Regions from separate parts of the Homo sapiens genome. Here regions 1 and 3 are each linked to region 2. A link is a loop called in an ENCODE intact Hi-C map of the cell type or tissue named here. Cell type or tissue: PC-9. All regions are shown on one strand.

What was found. Hi-C counts contacts between places; a loop is a spot of excess contacts. Peaks named below come from ENCODE experiments on the same cell type or tissue, not always from the same donor. Only the 100,000 strongest peaks of a DNase experiment are listed, where the experiment ranks them.
Region 1: a loop joins it to region 2, with 3 times the contacts of the local background. A loop is called at or near these places in 2 of 110 quality-filtered maps.
Region 3: a loop joins it to region 2, with 18 times the contacts of the local background. A loop is called at or near these places in 14 of 110 quality-filtered maps.

What each region holds. Positions count from the first base shown.
Region 1 is chr22:37,566,344-37,568,843 of GRCh38, forward strand. CDC42EP1 (CDC42 effector protein 1) reads left to right here. Exons shown (of 3, transcript NM_152243.3): 2 at 1-469; 3 at 1,765-2,500. The coding sequence starts at 7. The coding sequence ends at 2,477. Among named protein-coding and RNA genes, the nearest start is that of CDC42EP1, 7.1 kb to the left of the region's middle. RefSeq lists an enhancer at 1,481-2,132. In PC-9, CTCF peaks have their summits at 1,179 (motif pointing left) and 1,388; a DNase peak (open chromatin) is centred at 988; H3K27ac peaks cover 1,837 bases.
Region 2 is chr22:37,456,175-37,458,674 of GRCh38, forward strand. No RefSeq gene overlaps it. Among named protein-coding and RNA genes, the nearest start is that of MFNG, 29 kb to the right of the region's middle. In PC-9, CTCF peaks have their summits at 1,339 (motif pointing left) and 1,542 (motif pointing right); a DNase peak (open chromatin) is centred at 1,387; H3K27ac peaks cover 3 bases.
Region 3 is chr22:37,165,325-37,167,824 of GRCh38, forward strand. It overlaps IL2RB-AS1 (IL2RB and C1QTNF6 antisense RNA 1), which reads left to right and starts at 1,435. Exons shown (of 2, transcript NR_199008.1): 1 at 1,435-1,640. It also overlaps a transcript of IL2RB not described here. RefSeq lists an enhancer at 1,606-1,655. In PC-9, CTCF peaks have their summits at 1,361 (motif pointing right) and 1,562; a DNase peak (open chromatin) is centred at 1,397; H3K4me3 peaks cover 287 bases.

The DNA of each region.
Region 1 (2,500 bases), 110 kb after region 2:
GAGCTGATGCCCGGCCCCCAGGGGGGCAGAGGCGCCGCCACCATGAGCCTGGGCAAGCTCTCGCCTGTGGGCTGGGTGTCCAGTTCACAGGGAAAGAGGCGGCTGACTGCAGACATGATCAGCCACCCACTCGGGGACTTCCGCCACACCATGCATGTGGGCCGTGGCGGGGATGTCTTCGGGGACACGTCCTTCCTCAGCAACCACGGTGGCAGCTCCGGGAGCACCCATCGCTCACCCCGCAGCTTCCTGGCCAAGAAGCTGCAGCTGGTGCGGAGGGTGGGGGCGCCCCCCCGGAGGATGGCATCTCCCCCTGCACCCTCCCCGGCTCCACCGGCCATCTCCCCCATCATCAAGAACGCCATCTCCCTGCCCCAGCTCAACCAGGCCGCCTACGACAGCCTCGTGGTTGGCAAGCTCAGCTTCGACAGCAGCCCCACCAGCTCCACGGACGGCCACTCCAGCTACGGTGAGGGCCTGGGCCATCTTGGCCCACTTTTCAGAGGCTGAGGCTGAGGCCCAGAGGGGTTCAGTGGCTCCTCCAAGCTCCAAGTGAGCTCCAAGTGACCACAGAGGTCAGGCCCAGACCCCACATCATGGATGGGGAGGGGGTGCAGTGGTGGGAACAAGCTGACTCCCCAAAACACCTGAGGTTGAGAGTGAGGAGGTGGAGTTTGAATTCTAGCTGCCCCTCACTTGCTGTGTGACCTGGGCAAGCACATCCCCCTCTCTGGGCCTTAGCTGAACCAGTCACCCACCCATTCTTGCCCCCTTCAACCAAAGCCTTCCCCTCATGTCGGAATGATATCATGGAGAGGTGAAGGGCCTGGGCTCTAGATTCCAATCCAGTTCTGCCTGAATTTCAGGAAGTCAGTTGACCTCTATAAGTTCAAGTCCTCGCCTGGATAATGAGTCTCTCGGGGTCATTGCTAAGATTCAGTGCCAGGAGAGGCGCAGGGGGGCTGATACTTAGTAGGTGCTCAGGACACTGGAGCTGTTGTTATCTGAACTTGGTTTCCTGTAACTCGACAAATTTGGGAAACCACTCACAGGAACCGCAAGCCACAGGCCTTCCTGCCCAGCCAGAAGTGCCACCTTGGCCGTTCGGTCAGAGCTCACCTGAGAACCATGGGCCCCTGCTGCCACCTGGTGGCCACTCCCTGCCTTGCGGGAGTGGCTCTAACACCCCTGCCCCAGGCGGCTGCTCAGAACCGCACTGAGGACTGGTCCACAGAAACCCGATTCTGTCTCAGGTCTGTAGTCCTGGAAGCAGGGGCTGGACATGTCTGTCCTTCATTTCTATACAGTCAGACCCTGATTGCTGGTCCCATCCTGTGTCCACAAACCAGCTCACGTGCTATGGGTTCACCTGCAGCCATCGGCCAGCGTCATGGCAGGGAGCCGGTGGCCATGGCTGAGGTCACAGTTGGGACTGAGAGGAGATTTGAGCTCCAGACTTGATTCCACCTCGTCAGACTTCTATGGCCTTGGGCTAGCTCCTTCGCCCCATCCCAAACTGAGCCTCACTTTCCCCATCTGCATAATGGAAATGAGGATAATGATGATTTTCAGCTTTCGGGGTAGACAGGAAGATCACACAGGTGACCATGGAGTGTATTCTATTGGAAAGATGGGAGAAACCGAGGCCAGAGAGGGGAGGGACTAGCCAGAGGCCACACAGCAAGCCAGGACTGGTCCTGTCTCCCCTCCTGAATTCCTGGTGAGGGACCCCAGCTCTGAGCCCACTGCCCATTTCTCTTCTAGGCCTGGACTCTGGGTTCTGCACCATCTCCCGCCTGCCCCGCTCGGAAAAGCCGCATGACCGAGACCGGGATGGTTCCTTCCCCTCTGAGCCCGGGCTTCGCCGCTCTGACTCTCTCTTGTCCTTCCGCCTGGACCTCGACCTTGGGCCCTCACTCCTCAGCGAGCTGCTAGGGGTCATGAGCCTCCCAGAAGCCCCTGCAGCTGAGACTCCAGCCCCCGCTGCAAACCCCCCAGCCCCTACTGCAAACCCCACGGGTCCTGCTGCAAACCCCCCAGCCACTACTGCAAACCCCCCAGCGCCTGCTGCAAACCCCTCAGCACCTGCCGCAACCCCCACGGGTCCTGCTGCAAATCCCCCAGCCCCTGCCGCAAGCTCCACACCCCATGGACACTGTCCCAATGGGGTAACAGCTGGGTTGGGCCCAGTGGCTGAGGTGAAGTCCAGCCCAGTGGGAGGGGGTCCCCGAGGACCTGCTGGCCCTGCCCTCGGCAGGCACTGGGGAGCAGGCTGGGATGGCGGCCACCACTACCCAGAGATGGATGCGCGGCAGGAGCGGGTGGAGGTGCTGCCCCAAGCCCGGGCCTCCTGGGAGAGCCTGGACGAAGAGTGGAGGGCGCCCCAGGCAGGCAGCAGGACCCCAGTGCCCAGCACAGTGCAAGCAAACACCTTTGAATTTGCGGATGCTGAGGAGGATGATGAGGTCAAGGTGTGAGGGGCTGGGGCACGGTCCCAGGG
Region 2 (2,500 bases):
GGAAGCCGAATGCAATAGAGAGTTAGCAGCCACCAGTGGTCACACCCAACTCACACACATACACACTCACTCATGCACTCATACACACAGACAACACACTAGACTCAGACACCCACCGAGCTGTCTTCCCAAAGTCATGACAAATCCAGAGAGAGGTCCACAGAATTGTCCTATCCCAGAGAAAGCCACAGAAACACAAGTAGCTGGCACTGAGATACTCACACTCTGCCCCTGGGATCTCTCTGCCTGGGTGCCCCCGTTCCTGCCCCTGAACGGACAGACATTCTGCCCGGGGGGAGCCAACCCCAGTCAGGGTTTCCTCTCCCCACCTCTCCTTTCCCAGGTACGCAGGCCCCCAGTACGTTTTCGCCTTCTGTACCTCCTCCATTCGTGCCCCTCCTCGCCCGGGGACTGTGAGTACCCAAGAACAAGGACAGTCTGCCATTTTCCTGTGACCTCCCCAGCCCCCATGGCAGGAGCCGCAAACCCCCGCGACCCTTCTCGTAGGGTTCACGCCTCATCCCAGCTCCTCGGAGAAGCTGGCGGCTCTTCTCATTTTCCAGTGAGTGCGTGAAAATACAGATTAAACCAATTAGGGAAAAGTCATCAGAGGGCAAGGCGAGAGCCACCACTGCACCTAATCGTCAGCTCCAGCAATGCACAATGAGACAGACTCACAGATTACAAATGCACACAAATTCCGAAGTAGGAAGGGGGTGGCAGGATGGGGGCAGGCGAGCTCCATTTTAGATTCCCTTGTTTTTGTTTAGATGGCTTTCCTCTGTTGGCAACACACTTCCACCTTCATGCTCCCAGGAAAAGCAGGTAGGGTGGGAATGATTGCAGGAGGGGAACATGAGGCCCAAGGGACTGGTAAAGGACAGTTGCAGAAGGCCCGGGCCACCCAGACTGGTCTTCTCCTGGCTGGGCTGGAGGTGGGGATATGAGGGCCAGTCCCCAGGAGAGCCCCATTGGCCTGAAGGTCTGCTCTCTGTCCCACTCCTCTCCCTACAAAGAACCAGCATGTGCCTGAGAGGCAACCTTGCCCCTCACCAAATGGCAGGATTATTTAACTGATGGCTGCTGTCCCCCAGATGGTCATGTTTGTTAAATCTGGTAAGGAGACGTGCTGTGTGCTTTTCTTCCCCCTGGCTGGGGAGGATTTTCTTAGAATCTGAGTGCAAGGGGCCCACTTTCGTGCCCTTTTATCCCATAGGGCCCCTCCCAAGCCTAGCCTGGTCCCCTCAGTGGCACCCCAGTCATCTTAACCTTCCAGCCAGGCCTGCCTTGCCCTGGGCCAGGTGAGAAGCCAGTGGTGATGCATGAGTGCCCCCTGCTGGTGATGTTCTGCACTGTCCACTGGGACTCCTACCCCGGATCCAGCCAGGTAGCAGCATTCCCCACACACACCTCCAGGACTGCCTGGCTGGGTGAAGGAAAGGGTGGGCACCTGTGGGAGGAGCACAGAGCCCTAAGAATGTGCTTCATAAAGGCCCAAAGAAGCTGGGAACAGCTCCATTCCTGTTCCAGCAGCAGGGGGTGTGACTGTGGGTGGCAGGTAGACACTGAGCATTTTCCAGCAGGGGGCAAGGGAGGGTGCCTGTCATTGCGTATGGACTGTCAGAGAGACTTAGCATATGTGGGAGGGAGGAAGAAAGGAATGAGTGAATGAAGGAATGAATGAACTCATTATTTCCTAAAAGGTCATGTGAATAACACTAGTAAACTATCAGGGTAATTTTTAGATAATAGCGATGAACTTCTTTAAGAGTTATGTATCTAGTTTGATTGTATCTGATCCATCAGATTCATTAATATTTAAAACGAATGTCTTTAGATACAAAAGGGTCCATGTAAAGAAAGACATTAGGTAAATAACATGTATGTACTCTCAGCTCCTAGCGTGGGTATTCAATAAATGCTAGTAATGAATGAAGAATAAACAAATGCATGTACAGCTGACAAGGCAGATCATGGATGATCATTATAGGGCAGTAGGTCCCACACTTAGCTGTACCTTGCCATCACCTGGGGAGCTTTAAAGATTATCTCTGGGTGACTCTGTGTCTCTGAATCTCAGGGGGCTGGGGAGGAAGATGGTGCACCCTGGACAACCCTCAGAGGAGGAGAAAATCACCGGCTCCCAATTTGGGCAGCGAATCAGAAGCAGCATGGATTCACTGCCTTTTGAAATAGTGAAACTACCGTCATTGGAGAAAGGCGAACTGTGGTTAGGCGACCTGGGATTCCTCCGCTGGGAGAGAGGTTGAACTAGGTGAACTTGAAGGTTTCATGCAAGGAAAGAGAAGTTAGCTGATATTTATGTAGACCAGCTTCTAGATTGACACTAAGTACAAAGCTAATGTGTATTTACTATGGCTTTAATCTATACTGATTAAGAATGTCTCATTTATTCACCTGCACCTCATGTTTTACTTGGCATGTATCTTTATTATAGTTAATATAAATATCACATTAGCTGCTTACAGAACATATAGAA
Region 3 (2,500 bases), 290 kb before region 2:
GGCCTTCCAGAACCCACTCTGTCCTTCCTAATGTTTCTCTGACCGTGGCCTCTCCAGGGAGAGTCTGAATCATGATTTTCCCAGGCATGGAAGGTAGGAACACCTGCCAGTCAGCATGGAGCGTTTGTCAAGCGTCTGTATTATCCTGGCTCAGGGCTGGGAGTTATAGCAGCCACAAAAGATGCCCAAGACTCCACCCAGCCCTCAAGGAGCCCAGAGTTTAGCTGCAGGGACAGGAAATAGGCATGGGAACGAATGCAATATAATCACAGCTAAAGTTTGTATGAGATGTGCAGATGCTCCTGGGCAGCTGCCTCTTCAGGGCAGGCTTCATGGAGAAGAGGGCTTTTTTTAAAAATTTAATTTAATTTAATTTAATTTAATTTTATTATTGTTTGTGGGGTTGGGGGAGGAGGGGAGAAGAGGGCTTTGAGCCAGGCCTACCCAGGGCAAGTGCCAGAAGGACAGAGGCGGGGAGGACACAGGTGCAGACCGGCCTAAAGCAGACACTTGGAGCTGAAAACATCCTGAATCCAACCGTCCACAACTCCCCTCTACAGCATCTCCTCAAGAGGGCCAGACTCCCCTGAATTCTCCCTACGGCAAGGAAGTCATTCCTCGCCAGGGGAGCGAGATCATGGCCTGTCTGGTGTGCACGTGTGTGTGTCTTTGCCACAGGTGTGTTCTTTCCAGAACTCCTGTGAACAGGTGGGCCTCCTTTGTGCAAACCTGAGCCATGCACATCCAGCTCAGCTGATAGCTGGGCCAGGAGAGGTGACCTCACCGCCCATGCTCAAGGTCTCTCTGTTGCACTGGACAGGGCCCCTCCAGCCTTAGGCCCTTGAAGTCCTGGCTCCTTGGAAATGCCCCTGCTACTGGGGGGACCCTCAACTGCACCAAAGGACCGCAATGGAAAGGGGGCACTCAGCGCCAGAGCCTCCCCGCCCCCCCACCTCCTGCCGAGAGGAAGCCCAAAACTGGCACATCCACACACACAGCCACACGCCCCCTTTGAAGGCACTGCACCGCTGCGTGTGTTGTACACGGAGCCTGCGCTTCCTGGGCCAGAAGTGAAGCTAAGATGCACTCCACGCATTCAACCGTTGAACCCTCATTGCAGCCACCAGAGTTCTGTGCCACCCCTGCTCCGTTCCCGCGGTGGAGGGAGGACGCCTAGGCCTTGGGAGGGATCGGGAGCGCGTAGAGTGACACCCTGGGCTCCACATCCACGACACCTTCTCCCCCATCTGGACTGCCCAACTACTTCATGCCTACCTCGGGACTTTGCATGCAAAAGGCGCTCAATCATCCCTTCAAGAATAATTGAGTTAGAAAACAGCAGGGCACAATGACAGGTGGGCCCAGAAGTTGCCACCAGAGGGCAGTGCGCGCACCTCCCCAGCCTCCTCGAGACTTGTGCTGCAGGAGGGAGGTGAAGTCGCGGCCAGGAGCGTGACCACGCTGGACCGTGTCTGCTGCCTCCCCGGGAGTCGCAAGTGCCCACAGGACAAGCAGGGGAAGCAAACTGGGCCCCTGGCTTCTGGGAAGACAGCATGAGGGCAGACCAAGGAAAGGCAGCCGAGACCAGCAGACCTGCAAGGGATCTCGGAGGCTCTCAGGCCCAGCTGCTTGCTGAATAGGTAATGATGCATCTGGGCCCAGAGAGAGGCAGCTCTCAGCCTTAGGTCACACAGCAGGGCAGGAGTGTGAACTCTGGCCTCCAGCCTCCGAGGTCCCCTCATCCCACCTAACCCCCAGACTCAGAGAAGGACACTCCACCCAAGCAATTTCTCACCTTCCCCTTAATTGGTACAGATCAGAAACGGGAGCACCTCCTTCTCCTGGCCCCCACGTTTAGGGTTCCCAGGACAGCCTCCGACCCACCCTCTGCCCCTCCTGTATCCCTTTCCTCGGCCCTGGGTGACAGCACCCCTGCCCAGACCAGCTCTGACTGCCTCCAAGTGCCAAGCGCTCACAGTCCTCTACCCCCAGCCCCAGCCGGCACCCTCAGTCTCGTCCCACCATCTCTCTGCCTCCTGAGTCCCTCCCTGAGTCCCATGCCCTCTGCCCCAGCGACTGCCCTTGTAAAGTGAAAATCCGACCCCACCCAACATTTCCTGCTGCACTTATGCAGTATCCAGGCCTCCTCGCCATGGAAAGCCCAGGCCTGCGGCCTCTCTGGCTTCTTCTCTCCCTTGCCCCACTGCCCCTGGCTGTCTGGCAGTTCCTGGAAGTCTCCAAGCTCTTCCCTGCCTCGAGCCCCTGCCCACGTTCTCTCTGCCCCAGGCCTCAGCCTGCGGTCACTTTCTCAGGGCAGCTTTCCCAGCACCCCGTGCATCTAAAGTGGATGCTGCCCTGCCCATCACTGGATCAGGTGCTCATATTCCTAATTGACTGGGCATAGGTGGGAGGATTTGCCTGGTGTCTGTCTTCCTGGCTGGACTGCGGTGCCTCAAGGCCACAGGTGAAGTGCATGGAGTCCCACAGCTTCTCTGAGCCT